2 separate regions of the Homo sapiens genome follow, and region 1 is linked to region 2. The links are chromatin loops, found by intact Hi-C in ENCODE. Cell type or tissue: breast epithelium. All regions are shown on one strand.

Region 1 (8,000 bases), 260 kb after region 2:
CTTGAAGCAATGGCCTAAGCTGGATCTCGACCCCTTTTAGCCACAGCTGAAACTGGAATGGCTGGGATGCAGGACACCAAGTCCCAAGGCTGCACAGAGCAACAGGTCCCTGGGCCAGGCCCAGGTAACCATTTTCCCCTCCTAGGCCTCCAGGCTTGTGATGGGAGGGGCTGCTGTGAAGTTCTCTGACATGTCCTGGAGACATTTTCCCCATCGTCTTGGTGATTAACATTCAGCTCCTCATTACTTGTGCAAATTTCTGCAGCCTGCTTGAATTTCTTCCCAGGAAATGGGTTTTTCTTTTCTATCACGTCATCAGGCTGAAAATTTTCCAAACTTTTATGCTCTGTTTTTCTTGAACACTTTGTCACTTAGAAATTTCTTTTGCCAGATATCCTAAATCATCTCTCTCAAGTTCAAAGTTCCACAGATCTCTAGGGCAGAGACAAAATGCCACCAGTCTCTTTGCTAAAGCATAGCACGACCTTTATTCCAGTTCCCAACAAGTTCCTCATCTCCATCTGAGACCACCTCAGCCTATACTTCACTGTCCATATCACTATCAGCATTTTGGTCAAAGCCATTCTACAAGTCTCTAGGAAGTTCCAAACTTTCCCGCATCTTCCTGTCTTCTTCTGAGCCCTCTAAGCTATTTCAACCTCTGCCTCTTACCGAGTTCTAAAGTTGCTTCCACATTTTTCCGTACCAGTATAGCAGCACCCCACTCTTGGTACCAATTTACTGTATAAGTCTGTTCTCACACTGCTGTGAAGAAATACCTGATACTGGGTAATTGATAATGAAAAGAGGTTTAATTGACTCACAGTTCCATATGGCTGGGGAGGCCACAGGAAACTTACAATCATGGCAGAAGGCACCTCTTCACAGGGCAGCAGGAGAGAGAATGAGTATACAGCGAAGAGGGAAGCCCTTTGTAAAAGCATCAGATCTCATGAGAACTCACGGTCATGAGATCGGCATGGGGGAAACTGCCCCCATGATTCAATTATCTTCACCTTGTCTCACCCTTGACACGTGGGGATTATTACGATTCAAGGTGAGATTTGGATGGGGACACAGAGACACACAAACTATATCAACACCCTTTAGTCTTGACACTCACAGGTACTTGCCCAAATCCACAGGGAAAAGCTTGGCTCAGTTGCTGGGGTGTGCCATCCACACATTCATCACAAAGTAAAATAATGCCTAACAAAACTGAACACCTGACTCTTTTCCTGAAAACTTTTAAAGCATTAGGCCTATCAAGTGTCATGCACAGCTCAAGAGGAAATGCTATCTGGAAATCCCCCAACTCCCATGGAAATTCCCAGCTGGCTCCCTGTACACTGCAGATACCTGAAGTGGTTTTGAAGACTGGGCAGCTAAGACCTAAGTGAAGAAGAATTCCTCCCCTGCAAGGATGACCAAGAACCCAGCCGCTCTGTTTCCTTCCCGACTGGAGTCCTCTTCTCCACTGGTAGGCACTGACCCCTGCAGAAGCTGCCCCAAGCTTCTGGGACCCAGTAGCACCTTTGACGTGGTGGTCGGTGTTCCCAGTAACATCTCCTTTCTCTGCAGCACCCAGCTCTTAGACTGAAAAGCACAGAGCTTTCCCCACTTCCTTTAATAAACTCAGGAAAGAGTGGGGCTTGGATGGGCTATTTCAGCAATCCGGAACACTTAACAGGCCCAAATACTTTTCTATTTCATGCCTCAGCCCAACTCAGGCAACTCCTATTTTCCTCCTGGAAATGAGAAGTGGACATCCAGGAAGGGCTGTGGAAGAGGCAGAAGTCAGGAGGCTGCGGGTAACTGGGGGCGAGTCGAGTGGTTCTGAGGGCCAGTGTTAAGGTGTAGGCAGCAGAACAGCAGCGAGGGTGGGGTAGGCAGTGGAGTATTAAGAGGGACTGTCACCGAGGGGCAGCTCCACCTGCCCCAGCTGTTGGTCTCAAAAATAAACCAAGCCAGATGCTAGTTAAGTGGTAAAGAAGGATTGTAATATCTATTGCAATAGGGAGAAGGCCCAGCCCAGACTGAACTCCAGTTTGATTTGTGCAGTAGAGACTGGGCGTTTTAAAGGGAGAGTGAGAGAATTGGGCAGGGGTGACCAGGGCTCAGTGGGGTCAGAGAAGTGGAAAACTACAAACAGCAGAGCGGGCTTGGTCCATGAGAAACCCACCTGGGTTTGTTAACAGCCTCCCTCACAGACTGGGGCACAGGGGCCCGATCTCTGGGTGTTGGCTGGAGCAAATGGCAAACTTGTTTGGCAGCCTTGTGTGTCCTTGGGATTGCCTCCCAAGGACACCCAAGGTGGCTGGGGTCACCTAGGGATGCGGCCTTGAGCTATGAGAAGCCATGCTAGTGTTTGTCCAAGTCTTTCTAGGCCAGGGTTGAGGCCTAGTTGAGAAGAGGGCTCAGGGGAGCCTCAGTCGAGTTTGGTCCAGGAGAGAATCTGTCACTGGCCTGAAGTGGTCTCCTTCATACTGAGTGTCCTCAACAGTGGCTTTGATTCTGGGGCCAGGCTGCTAAACACATGGAGCTGATAGTCAGGGCTGTGCTGAGCTGGGAGCCTGACCACATGATTCAGTGTCCTTGGGGTAGGGCTCAGAAGGGTGATCACAGATTTCAGCTCCGACCCAGTATGCACAGATGGTGAAAGGGGCGGCCCACTCTGGAGCCACGGCCACATCCAGGCTTTGGGGTGGAGTTGGGGCTGGCTGTTGGTTCTGCCGAGCCCAGGGGGAAGATAAACCCTTTCCTCTGAGCCTCCATTTCCTCGCTTGCAAAATGAGGACAGGGCCTTTCTCCTGGGGCTGGTGGATCAGAGAGAAGCATTCCAGTAATGTGAGTAGCACTTAATTAGCATTCAGTAAATACTCATTCCTCTCTTCCTTCAGAGGAAAGTTCAGGCAGTGTCTGATTTAATAAACAGGTTAAAGACCAAAATGCCCCCTGTAAGTTGGTTGGTTGTAATTTAGAAATGTATTATATTTAGATTCCCAAGACCACTCATAAACACTCATTTATGCTGTGTGTAACTTAGAAACATGTTATATTTAGATTCCCAAGACCACTCACATTCATTTATGCCAGATATGGACACTTCACCACAGGCTTATAACAAAAAGTACAGAAGAAAAAAACAATCTTTTTGCCAGCTTGTTTCCATGTGCCAGACGTTTGTGAGTGAGGGGCCCGAACTGTGAAGGGTGCCCATGCTGGTGCCTCCTCCCGAGAGTGCAGAAGGCAAGCACCCGAGCTCAGCTCTTGTCGTCCTCACCCGGAGTTCCTGTGAATGTTAAGAGAACACAGCTTAGTGTCAGCTTTGAGTTCACATTTTGACTCCCCTGCTGAGTAATTCTGTGGCATGGGGCAAGTCATTTAACCTATCTAAGCGTCAGTTTCCTCATCTGTGAAATGGGCTAAGAACAGTCACTCCTCAGAGGGTTCTTTCGAGGGTTAAATGAGAAAACTCATGAAAAGTGCATGGTGGAGTATCTGGCCAATCACTAGGCCAAGTGTCCCCTTGGGGCGTTCATCTCTGTGCTGCAAGAGCTTGCTGGCTTGGCGTGGTGGCTCATGCCTGTAATCCCAGCATTTTGGGAGGCTGAGGCAGACCGATTTCTTGAGCCCAGGAGCTCGAGATTAGCCTGGTCGACATGGCGAAACTGCATCTCTGCAAACAATCCAAAAGTTAGCCAGGCATAGTGGTGTGCTCCTGTAGTCCCAGGTACTTAGGAGGCTGAGGTAGGAGGATTGCTTGAGCCTGGGAGGTCAAGGTTGCAATGAGCTGAGATAGATTGCAACACTGCACTCCAGCCTGGGCGACAGAGGGAGACCCTGCCTCAAAAGAAAGAAAGAAAGAAGAGCTTGTGCACAAGTGGTGTTCAGGGAATGTCTGGAGACCTGATCTCAAGTGCTGCCTTGGTGTATGGGCTGCCTCCCGCCTGGAGGCACAGAGCTCAGGAACAGAAGGTGGGAGGGCAGCAGGACTCCCCCAGCCTTCAAGACAGCCTCCTTTACGACAGCCACAGATAGGGATGGGATGGTGGGGTTTCTGCTGAGCAACTTTTATAGACTGAATAGGTGTGAAGCCAGAGGAAACAGAACTCTAGAAAACAACTGGCCTCCCAGTTGTTTCTGGAAACCCAGACGGGAAGCTGCATCAAGCTCTGAGGCTTCCTAGGAGTCAGAACTCTGGTCTTGGCTCACAGTGACTGAGAAGTGAAGGGTAGCCGAAACTGTAGAGTCACAAGGGACACTTTTATTTCATCTCAATGAATGCTTTTTGTTGGAGGAGGGATGAGATTCTAGAACCAAACTGCCCATTGTTGATGCATCTGTGAGGCCAGGAGAACCCACGGGTTTTGACCCGTAACCCTGGCGAGTATTAAATGTGATGATGGTGACTATGTACCCAGGCAGCTAGCCTCCTTATTGATTGATTGACTGACTGATTCATTGATTGATTGATTGATTCATTCATTCATTCACCAAACGTGCTCCTGTGGTATGCTGGACACTGTTCTAGTACTACAGGCACAGCAGGGACCAAAGCAGAAAAACGCCTGCCTGCCTTAGGGGACCAAGGGGACACAGATACGCTCCTGCCCTTTGGAAATAATTCCAGAGTACGGAGTGCAGGAAGGAATCAAGAAGAAGGAGGAAAAAGGACAGTAAAAGAAACATAAAAGCAGGAGGGGAGTGCAAGAAATGAAGACCCCCGGGTCAGAGCCCAGAGGAATCCACCACGTGGCTTGGGTGCTTCTGGTTATTACCATGGTTACCGGCCCTGATGGCCACCCCTGAAGCGGAAAGCCCATTTCTGTTATTTCTGTAACATTCATAGATGACAGTTCCAAAGCCTCTGTGTGGGTTGATTAAAATCTGCTAGTGAACATCCAGTGCTGAGGAAATGACCCAGAAATTCTCAACAGTTGATTTTTTTCTCCAAGACTGGGCATATCTACAAACAATTCAAATGTTTTACACAACGGGTGGTGGGGATTTCATTTGACCCTGTGATGTATTTATCAAAATATGGTTGCAGATTAGAAAGCAAGCCATGTACGTGGGAAAAGAGGGAAGCCAGAGGGTTGAGGGCCTAGGAAAGTCTGAACACGGGCATTGCTGGGTCAGGCCTTGGGGAGGGGAGCTCCCATACTAAGACGCCCAAGTCAGCAGGAAGCCTTGAGCCTGTGGGCACTGGATGGCCACAGTTTTGGGCAGAGCATGATTATGTGCCAAAAAGGTTAACTTACCCCTTTGCCATTTTCCCAGGGACCAGCTGTATCCACCTGACCTCCAAGAGCACTCTCCATGCCACGCACAGGGCACTGAGTGAACACCCACCTCATTTCTCCCAGCATGGAAAGTCATTCCAGGAATTCTGTGGGCAGTGGAGAGGCCCTTCCCCTTCCAGCATGGGAAAGCCAGGCTGGTTGGGAAGCAGCTCAACTCAAGCTGCTGCTGATACAGGTGCCCTCTCCTAGCCCCTCCCTTGTCCCCACCTGCATTTCACCTCAATTTCTATCTGCATATGTGTCAAGTTCTCCCAAATCCAGCAGCCACCATGCCTGGCCTCACCAAGGGCTTGCCTCATCTGAGCTATTTCAGTATAAATATTGAAAAAGAAAAGTATCCTTTTCCACTGATTTCAGCCAAGGCAGTTGAGATTTTTCAGAAGATTGCTCAGTAGAGCAAGAAGGAAATGGGAAGAAAAATTCAAAAGCTTAGACGTGGATGAGCTTACAAAGCATAGGTCTCTCTTACAAGCATCTAAATTCTCCTTCCAGGCTGACTTGGGCTCAGGGCATGGGCCCCAGGTAGTGGGAAACCAGACTAAGCTCTTTGCCTTTTAAAGCAAATTTAGTTGGCACGATTGGACTTCACGTTCTTTCAGAACCTGCTTGGAAAGTTAGAAGAGTGGGATTGGGGTCGTTTCCAGGCCATCCTGCTGCTTTGTGGCTATGCTGTAGTTTTGATCCCCCTGCCCTGGTTCTGTCCACTGGATGAAGACAATGCACTCTACCTGACCTTCTTGTCCTCCTCAGAGCAGTGTCTTATGGTATGCACCCCGCTCCCACACAGAATGAGAGATAGATGGATGGATGGATGGATGGATGGATGGATGGATGGAGAGATGGATGGATGGATGGATGGATGGATGGATGGATAAACAGATGGATTGATGGATAAATAGATAGATCAATACATAGATAGATAGATAGATAGATAGATAGATAGATAGATAGATAATAAACAGATGGATGGATAAATAGATGGGTAGTGGGACAGATGGAAAGATAGATGGATAGATGCGCAGATAGACGGATAAATGGATGGATGGATAGATGGATGGATAGAGGGATATATGGACAGATAGATGAATAAACAGATGGATGGATAGATGATAAATATATGGATGGATAGACAGACAGATAGGTGGATAGAGGGATAGATGGATAGATAGATGGATAAGTGGATAGATAGATAGATAGATAGATAGATAGATAGATAGATAGATGAATACATGGATAAACAGATGAATGGATAAATGGAGAGATGGATGGATGGATAGATAGACAGGTGGATAGAGGGATATCTAGATGGATCGATGGAAAAATTGATGGATGGATAGATAGGTTGATGGATGCAATGGATGGATTAGACAGATAGGAGAAATAGTAGCTGTTTGAATATTCATAATAATAACAACTCGGCAGAGACCCTGGAGTGCATGTAGGAATTGCTGGAGTGGTAAGAGGCCATGGATTTAGCACACAAGGGAAGCAGCAGCCTTCAGCAGGTGTGTGTTCAGGGAAGGAGGTGTGGTTAAGGCCGATCAGCCAGTGTTTGTGGAAGTTTTATTCTGATAGCTTCTGATTTATGATGAAATGATAACCCCTGTCAGGGGCTGGGCTTTGTGCTCGTGGAGACGCTGGTGGTTTGTAGAGAGAGAAGAGGTGAAATCAGAGTGGGAGGGTGACTGGATTAGGGAAGGGGTACAAAAAGTGCCCATCTGAGATTTATGATGATGAATTAAGGGGTGGCCTGCCAACAGGGCTTGGGGATTTCCTCCAGTCCCATTCAGCTGCAGGGTATGTGGAGAGTTGGCTTTAGTGAGGGTTGTGGTTTTGTCTAGAGTGTGACAAAGCCAGGGGGCAAGGGAGTTGATGGTGTACGGGTGGGGGGCGAGGTTACAGTGAATTCCCATGGGGTTAAGAGCTGTGGGAGAGGACAGAGGACAGAGGGCATCAGGTAGGTGGAGGACAGTGTAGAGATGGCAGGAGCTGTGTATTGAAGGACCTCACAGGGTCAAAGGACTATCTGAGTCTGGGTCCTAGAGGGAGTGAATGAAAAAGATAAAAAGTGGAGGCCCCAGAGTGGGCAGATATAATTGAGGTTGTCGGGGGTGGCAGTTATTGATAATGGTTTGATCACAGCTCAGGATATGAGCGTGAGAGTGGCCAAGGCAGGGAAGGGGGCATGGTCACTAGAGAAATAAATTCACAAACTGAGGGGACTGGTTCGGAAGAATCAACTAAATCAGTGGTTGGCAAACTGTGGCGCACTGGCCAAACCCAGCCTGCCACCTGTTTTGAAAATAACAGAGAATACAGACATGCCCACTCATTTGTGTATTTCCTATGATTGCTTCCATGCTACAGTGGCAGTGTCAATGCCAAAAATATTTATTATCTGACCCTTTATAGACAAAGTTCCCCAACTCCTGACCTAAGCGGATATTGCACTTACCATTGTTAGTGGGTTTAGGTGAACAAACAACATTCTACAACAAAAAATTTTAACTAACGTAATTCCTTATAATAAATACTCCTGGTGTAATGGCTATAGGCCAGCTGCCTTTGAAATTATGAAAACAAACTTTTCAACATACAGGAAAGCTCTTTGCCCTGCTTTGTATGCAGATATTTTGTTCAGCTTTGTGAGAACAAGAAACAGAGTAAGTATCAACTTAGCTTGAGTTATATGCT
Region 2 (8,000 bases):
GCTCACTACAAACTCCGCCTCCTGGGTACCAGGGATTCTTCTGCCTCGGCCCCCCAAGTAGCTGGGACTACAGGCGTGCGACACCACGCTTGGCTAATTTTTGTATTTTTAGTAGAGATGGGGTTTCACCATGTTGCCCAGGCTGGTCTCAAACTCCTGAGCTCAGGTGATCTGCCTGCTTCGACCTCCCAGAGTGCTGGGATTACAGGCATGAGCCATGGCGCTCATAGATACAGGTATAGATTGAAGTTCTTTTTTTTCTTTCAGCAAATGGATATCTAATTGTTTCAGTATCATTGGCTGAAAAGACTATTGTTTTTCCACAGAATTTCCTTTAACTTTGTCAAAAATTAATCACCCACGTTTGTGGAAATAATTCTGTTCTCTCTATTCTGTTTCATTAGCCTATTTGTCTATCTCTATGCCAAGATAACACTGTCCTGATTACTGTACCTTTATAATAAACCTTCAAATCAGGTAGTGTTAGCCCTTCAACTTCATTCTCCATTTTAAAAGTTGTTTGGGCTGTTCCAAGTCCTTTAATTTCCCTGTGAATTTTAGAATTAGCTTTTCAATTTATATTAAAAACTTTGCTAAGATTGTAATTGGGATTCTCTTAAATCTGTAGATCAATAGATTTAACTGACATATCAACAATATTGAGTCATATACGTGCATGCCCATGAATAAGGTGTATTTCTCCATTCATTTAGCTCTTTAATTTCTCTGGTAAAAATTTCTTCAATAGGACATCAAAAGCACTAGGCATAAAAAGAATATTGATAAATTGGACTCACCCAAATTAAAAATTCTGCTTTTAATTTTTTTAGTTAAAATTTTATTACTAATATTATTTTTGATGGACAGATCTTAATTTTATACATTTATTGGGTACAATGTGATGCCTTGATATATGTATACAATATGACATGATTAAATCAAGCTAATTAAACATGTCCATCACCTTGCTTACTGTCATTTTTTAGGGTGAGACATTTGAAATTTACCGTGTTATTCTGAAATATATAACACATTATTATGACTCTGGTTACTTTGCTGTGCAATAGATCTCAAAGTCTATTCCCCTTGTCTGTCTGAAACTTGTGCCCTTTGATTAACAGCTCCTCATTCCCTGCATCCTCACCACCCTACCACCTCAACCTCTGGTAACCATCATTCTATTCTCTATGTCTATGAATTTAACTTATTAGATCCACATATAAGTAAGATTATTCAATATTTGTCTTTCTGTGCTTGTTAATTTCACTTAGCATAATGTCCTTCAGATTAATCTATTTTGCCATAAACAGTATTTTGGGACTAAATAATATTCTATTGTATATATATATCTCAGAGACGCTCTCAAGAGAATAAAGAGACTGGGAGATAATATTTGAAAATCATATCTGTTAAAGGATTGGTATCTATGATATTAAAAAAAACTCTCAAAAGCCAACAATAAGAAAGCAAACAACTCAATTAAAAAATGAGCAAAAGATTTGAACGACACTTGTTCAAAGAAAGCCTGTGGATGGCAAATAAGCACATGAAAAGATGCTCAACTTCATTAGTCAGTAGAGAAATGCAAAATTTTTTATGTGTATAAATTTACAGGCACAAGTGCAATTTTGTTATATGCATTCATTACATAGCAGTGAAGTAAAAGCTTTTACAATATCCGTCCCCAAATAATGTGTATTGTACCCATTAAGTAATTTCTCAGGGAAATGCAAATTAAAACCACAAGGAGAAACCACACCTACTGGAATGATAAAAATAAAAAAAATCTGACTATATGCTAAGTGTTGTTTGGATGTGGAGGATCTGGAACTCTTATTCACTGCTGGTGGGAATATAAAACTGTGCAAATACTCTGCAAAACAGTTTTGCAGTTTCTTAAAAATTTAAATGTACACCTGTCATCTGATCTGGCTATTCCATTCTCATATTTAGCCTGGACAAATGAAAGCATATGTCTCTACAAAGACGTGTATTTGAATGTTCGTAGAAGCTTTACTTGTAATAGACCCAAGCTGGAAATAACCCAAATGTCTATCAGCAGGTGAATGGATAAACAAACTGTGGTATATTTAAATAGTACTCAGCAATAACAGGGAGGGAACTATTGGGGCATGCTGCAACATGGATGAATCTCAAAATTATTATGCTGTGTGAGACAAGCAAGGCAAATAAAAACGTACATATTGTATGATTTTCACTTATAAAAATTCTACAAGATGCAAATGCATGTATAACAACAGAAAGGTGGTCTGGGAAGGAGGGGCAAGAGGGAGGGATTTCAAAGGGGCCCTAGAAAGTTTCCAAGGGTGATAGATATGTTCATTATTTTGATTGTGATGATGGTTTTACAAGCATATTCATGTGCCAATACTTATTACACTGTACATACAAAATACTGTCATCCCTCAGTACCCAAGGGGGATTGATTTCAGGACCCTCAAAGATACCAAATTCCATTTGCATATAACCTACACACATCCTCCCATATACTTTAAATCATCTCAAGATTACTGTATTAGTCCGTTTTCATGCTACTGATAAAGACATACCCGAGACTGGGTAATTTATAAAGAAAAAGAACGGACTCACAGTTCCACGTGGCTGTGGAGGCCTCACAATCATGGTGGAAGGTGAAAGGCACGTCTTACATGGTGGCAGGAAAGAGAGAATCAGAATCAAGCGAAAGAGGAAACCCCTTATAAAATCATCAGATCTCGTGAGACTTATTCACTACCACAAGAACAGTATGGGGGAAGCTGCCCCCATGATTCAATGATCTCCCACCAGGTCCCTCCCACAACATGTGGGAATTATGGGAGCTACAATTGAAGATGAGATTTGGGTGGGTGGGGACACAGCCAAACCGTATCAATTACTTATAGTACCAAATACAGTGTAAATGCTACATTACTATACTGTATTGTTTTGGGAATAACGACAAGGGAAAAAAATCTGCACATGATCAGTATAGAGGCAACCATCCATTTTTTTCCAAATACTTTTGATCTGAATTGGTTGAATCCATGGATACAGAACCCATGGATATGGAGGGCCAATTGTATATACAGTTTATTGTTTGTCAATTACAGCTCAATAGTCTTTCTAAATTAAAAAATGTAGCAAGAATAATATACGTATTCCCATCACCCAGCTTCAGTACTTTTCAGCATCCTGCTATTCTCTTTCAAGGAGTTTTTCTGTAAAGGGGAAAGGAGAGATGGTCTGTATCTAGAAAGAGATGTGGAATCACATAAGAATTTTTGTTTTTTATTAAGGTGGGAGACACGACAGCACATCTATATGCTGGGGAGGGGTGAGCGCAAATTGATGCAAGAGTAAGAGGAACTTCCTGAGTCTTTGTGTGGGCAGGACCAGCAGGGATGGTGTCTTGTGTGCAAAGGCAGGAAGGGCCTCAGGGGAGAGGACAGCTCATCCAGACCAGCAGGGAAGACAAAGACATGAACGGGGTTTTCTTAGTATCCCACACAGACTCTTTGTTAATATATCAATGACGACAACCATAGAATAGTTAATAGGCCTTTGTATTCGTTCGTAAGATGAGTCACACAAATCCAGCAGTACTTGAGTTCCTTGGATGAAGTTTTCAACAAGGACACCTTGAGGATCTTGTAGGTATAGATTTCTCTGTATCTCCAGCTAAGGAGTGATGCACCCCCAACCCAACTCTCCTTTGAAGCAATGCTTACTTGGTCTGAATTGATCAATTGGTAGAGATGATAGAAAGTCCTCCACCTGTGTATTCAGTAGAAAATTATACTGTCATTCTATTTTTTTTTCAGTGTTAATGGTATTCTCATAAAAGCTTCCATTCCCTGTCCCCTTGTCGGTACCACCACCATCACTCTAATCACCGTTACCTATGCAACAAAAATAGCAGTAACTACCATTTAATAAGTGGTGCTCTCTGAGGCCAGGAAGTCAGGAGGTCGAGGCTGCAGTGAGCCAGGATTCACCACAGCACTCCAGCTGGGTGACTCTGTCTCAAAAAAAAAAAAGGAGGGCTGGGCTCCGCCATCTCACTTCTCTTCACAACAGCCACATGGGGTCATGTATGACTGTATCAGCCCCTGTTAACATTTGTGGAAAGTTAGGCTTACAGAATTAGGCTACTGCCTATTGTCACATCTCAGAAGCATCAGAGCCAGAATTGAAATCCAAGTCCAGGTGACTCCAAAGTACTTGCCCTTAACAATAATTTTCTGTCATACCACCTCCCTTTATGAGTGAGAATTTTTCCTGGCAAGAGTAGATATATGCATGTTTTCCCTCCAATTCTCATTTATTGTAAAGACCACATTTTGACAATAATAAAGGAACTCAGAAGAATGAAAATAATTCACAGTTCCAACATCCTCTTGCAGCAACTGTTTTCATTTTTCTCCATTTCCTTTTGACCCGTATCCATACATACATCATTTACATAGTTGTAAATGCAATTTTATTTTCTGCTTTTATGCTTAATGTTATACCAAACATTTTTCTTTTTGCTATTTAGTCTTTGATAGATGCACAGTATTCCATGTTGTTTATGTGCCACAGTTTAAACAATCACCCACGATGGACAGCAATTTGTTTCCAGTTTCTTAGTTTTTAAACTATGCTGCAACAAACCATTTCGTTTTCCTCCCATCTTTTGTCATTTTTTTCTTAGAATAAATTCCCAAGAGTGAGATGACGGAACAAGCATTTGAACATGTTTATGGATTTAATACTTTAAAAGGAAGTGAAATTGGGAGAGTTTGTATCTTACATCACAGTGGATAACTTTCACAGCTGGCAAGAACAGATTAACTACATGAATTATCGTTTAGGTGGACCAAAATTAAAGACAAATGGGGAGTGACTGCTAAGGGGGACAGGGTGTCTTTTTGAGGTGATGAAATGTTCTGGAATACGATAGCAGTCATGGTTGCACGACTTTGCCAATGTGCTAAGAACACTGAATTGTATGTATACTTTAAAAGGATGGATTTTGTGGTATGTGAATTATATCTCAATAAAGCTGTTATTAAAAATTAAAGAAAAAATTTCAGACACTCCTAGTAATAGTTTTAACCATTGCTATAGGAGAATTCTAGATTTGTTTTTTTATGTGGAGGCAGCATATCAATAGTGTTTAAGAGCATAAAACCATCAGAGTTTGAATTGTAGGGTCATGACTTATCTGCTCTGTGGCCCTTGGCAAGTGCTATAGGTTGGGTCCTCCCAAAGCCAGTGCTGAGACAGAGTTTGGGGTGCAGGGTGTTTGTTAAGGATCAACACAGGACAGGCCAATGGCGGAAGCAGGACTGGGCAGAGAAAGGGGTGGAAATGAGATGCAGGCCCGACGCAGCTGCGCCAGCCCTGCAGGAGCTCCAGACAGTCAGTGCTCCTGCACTGGACTGAAACGGCCAGACCTTTATACACTGGCCTGGCTCCGAAGCGTGCTGTGGTGCGGCCCAGGAAGGGCATTAATGAGGGGCTCTGTATCTAGGGCTGACCTGAACAGCTGGCAGCAGAAGGCCCACTGCATTGGTCACCTCCCCACAGCCGGGCAACAAGGCCAGGTCTGACCAGGGGTCTGGGTGGCACTTCTTTGTGTCTACCATAGCAAGTTGCTTTCACTGCTTTTGCCTCTGTTTCCTCACCTGCAAAATTGAGATGATAACAGTATCTACCACTTAAGATTGCTAGAAAATTAAATGCAATAACACATATGAAGTACTTAGAGCAGTGCCTGTCATATAATAAATGTTCAAAACATACTAGCTATTGTTATTTTACTTTATTTATTTATTTATTTTTTTTGAGATAGAGTCTTGCTCTGTCACCCAGGCTGGAGTGCAGTGGCATGATCTTGGCTCATTGAAACCTCCTCCTCCCAGGTTCAAGCGATTCTCCTGCCTCAACTGCCCAAGTAGCTGGGACTATAGGCGCCTGCCACTGTGCCTGGCTAATTTTTGTATTTTTAGTAGAGATGGGGTTTCACCATATTGGCCAGGCTGTCTTGAACTCCTGACCTTGTGATCCGCCCACTTCAGCCTCCCAAAGTGCTGGGATTACAGGCATGAGCCACCGCACCCAGCCTGCTGTTGTTACTTTATTATTACTCTACTGAATAATATAGTCAGCTTTGCCCAGTCTATGCTAAAGAATTACCATGCAGCATATATACTGAGAAGTCTGTGAAGACTTAAAAAAAAGAGACTTTATTTTTTGAAGCAGTTTTAAGTTCACAGCAAAATTGAGCCCTTGCTCCCATACATGCACAGCCTCCTTCACTCTTCTGAAGACTTTTAAGAAAAGGAATGACAGCTCTCTGAGATGACTTATGTGTATGTTGAGGCCAGAATTGCCAGGACCTACAAGGAGCGAGGTGAATGATGTTGTGAAAGCTTCCCTGCCTCCAATTCTCCATGATCTGCCTATTCCTGACAGATATTTCTGTCTCATTCAATTATTCTTGGTTATTAACAGCTTTACATGGTGAGGATGGGTTTATTGAACCCTGCCTACTGTCACAATTAACTGAGAGCAGAACCTCAAATTGAGGAAGTGAGTTTTGATAAATAGATTAGGGTTCTAGAATGGGAGGAGCTGCCTAGTGCAGGGATTCGGAGCAGTGGGCCTGGCTGTCACAAAGAACAGAGCATGTGCCTAGGGATGACCAAATACAGTTCTAGAGAAGGAAAGATAGCCTAGATTTTTACTTTTAAGTTTTTGGGTCAATTTCAATGTCATCCACATTGGATAGCAGAAAATTTTTCTGTTGAAGCAGCTGTTTTTTAAAAAATTATACCACAAAATGGACTTTTCATGGGGGTGTGTGCTTTCTATGAATTTTAATACATGTATAAGTTCATCCCTACAAACCATCCCCACAAACAGGATACAGAACAATTCCACTACTAGAAAAAATTCCCTGTTCCCTATCCTTGTGGACACACTAAGCTTTCATAACCATGGATCTCTTCTCCAACACTACAGCTCAAGACAGCTCTGCTTTTAATAATCTTGCCTTTTATCTTGATGGAGTTTGCAAAAAAAATGTGGGCTTTGTCCCCAAACAACAGAATATACATTATTCTCTTTGCCACATGGCACTTACTCTAAAATTGATCATATAATTGGAAGTAAAACACTCCTCAGCAAATGCAAAAGAACTGCAATCATAACAAACAGTCTCTCAGACCATAGCACCATCAGATTAGAACTCAATATTAAGAAATTCACTCAAAACTACACAACTACATGGAAACTGAACAACCTGCTCCTGAATGACTCTTGGGTAAATGACGAAATTAAGACAGAAATCAAGACGTTCTTTGAAACTAGTGAGAATAAAGATAGAACATACCAGAATCTCTGGGATGCAGCTAAAGCAGTGTTAAGAGGGAAATTTATAGTACTAAATGCCTATATTAAAAAGCTAGAAAGATCTCAAGTTAACAACCTAACATTACAACTAAAAGGACTAGAGAAACAAGAGCAAACGAACCCCAAAGCTAGCAGAAGACAAGAAATAACCAAGATCAAAGCTGAACTGAAGGAGATAGAGACACAAAAATCCCTTCAAAAATTAACAAATCCAGGATCTGGTTTTTTAAAAAAATTAATAGGCCACTAGCTAGACTAATAAAGAAGAAAAGAGATAAGATTCAAATACACATAATCAGAAATTATAAGGGGGATATCACCACTTATTCCACAGAAATACAATTATCAGAGAATACCATAAACACCTTTATGCATGTAAACTGGACAATCTAGAAGAAATGGATCAATTCCTGGACACATACACCCGCTCAAGACTCAACCAGGAAGAAATTGAATCCCCGAATAGTCCAATAACAAGTTCTGAAATTGAGGCAGTAATAAATAGCCTACCAACCAAGAAAAGCCTAGGACCAGACAGATTCACAGCTGAGAATTCTCCCAGAGGTACAAAGAAGAGCTGGCACCATTTCTACTGAAACTAT

Evidence for each region. Hi-C counts contacts between places; a loop is a spot of excess contacts. Peaks named below come from ENCODE experiments on the same cell type or tissue, not always from the same donor. Only the 100,000 strongest peaks of a DNase experiment are listed, where the experiment ranks them.
Region 1: a loop joins it to region 2, with 6 times the contacts of the local background. A loop is called at or near these places in 94 of 110 quality-filtered maps.

The regions. Positions count from the first base shown.
Region 1 is chr4:184,269,301-184,277,300 of GRCh38, reverse strand. It overlaps LOC105377582 (a long non-coding RNA gene), which reads left to right. Exons shown (of 6, transcript XR_939552.3): 3 at 1-124; 4 at 1,255-1,480. It overlaps LOC105377584 (a long non-coding RNA gene), which reads right to left. Exons shown (of 2, transcript XR_007058414.1): 2 at 3,039-3,292. Among named protein-coding and RNA genes, the nearest start is that of MYL12BP2, 41 kb to the left of the region's middle. RefSeq lists enhancers at 902-2,101, 3,039-3,208, 3,499-3,548. In breast epithelium, no CTCF peak of the experiment used is centred here; no DNase peak of the experiment used is centred here.
Region 2 is chr4:184,525,003-184,533,002 of GRCh38, reverse strand. The region is part of intron 1 of LINC02427 (long intergenic non-protein coding RNA 2427); the gene reads left to right. Among named protein-coding and RNA genes, the nearest start is that of LINC02427, 8.6 kb to the left of the region's middle. RefSeq lists an enhancer at 3,288-3,813. In breast epithelium, no CTCF peak of the experiment used is centred here; a DNase peak (open chromatin) is centred at 3,412; H3K27ac peaks cover 1,123 bases.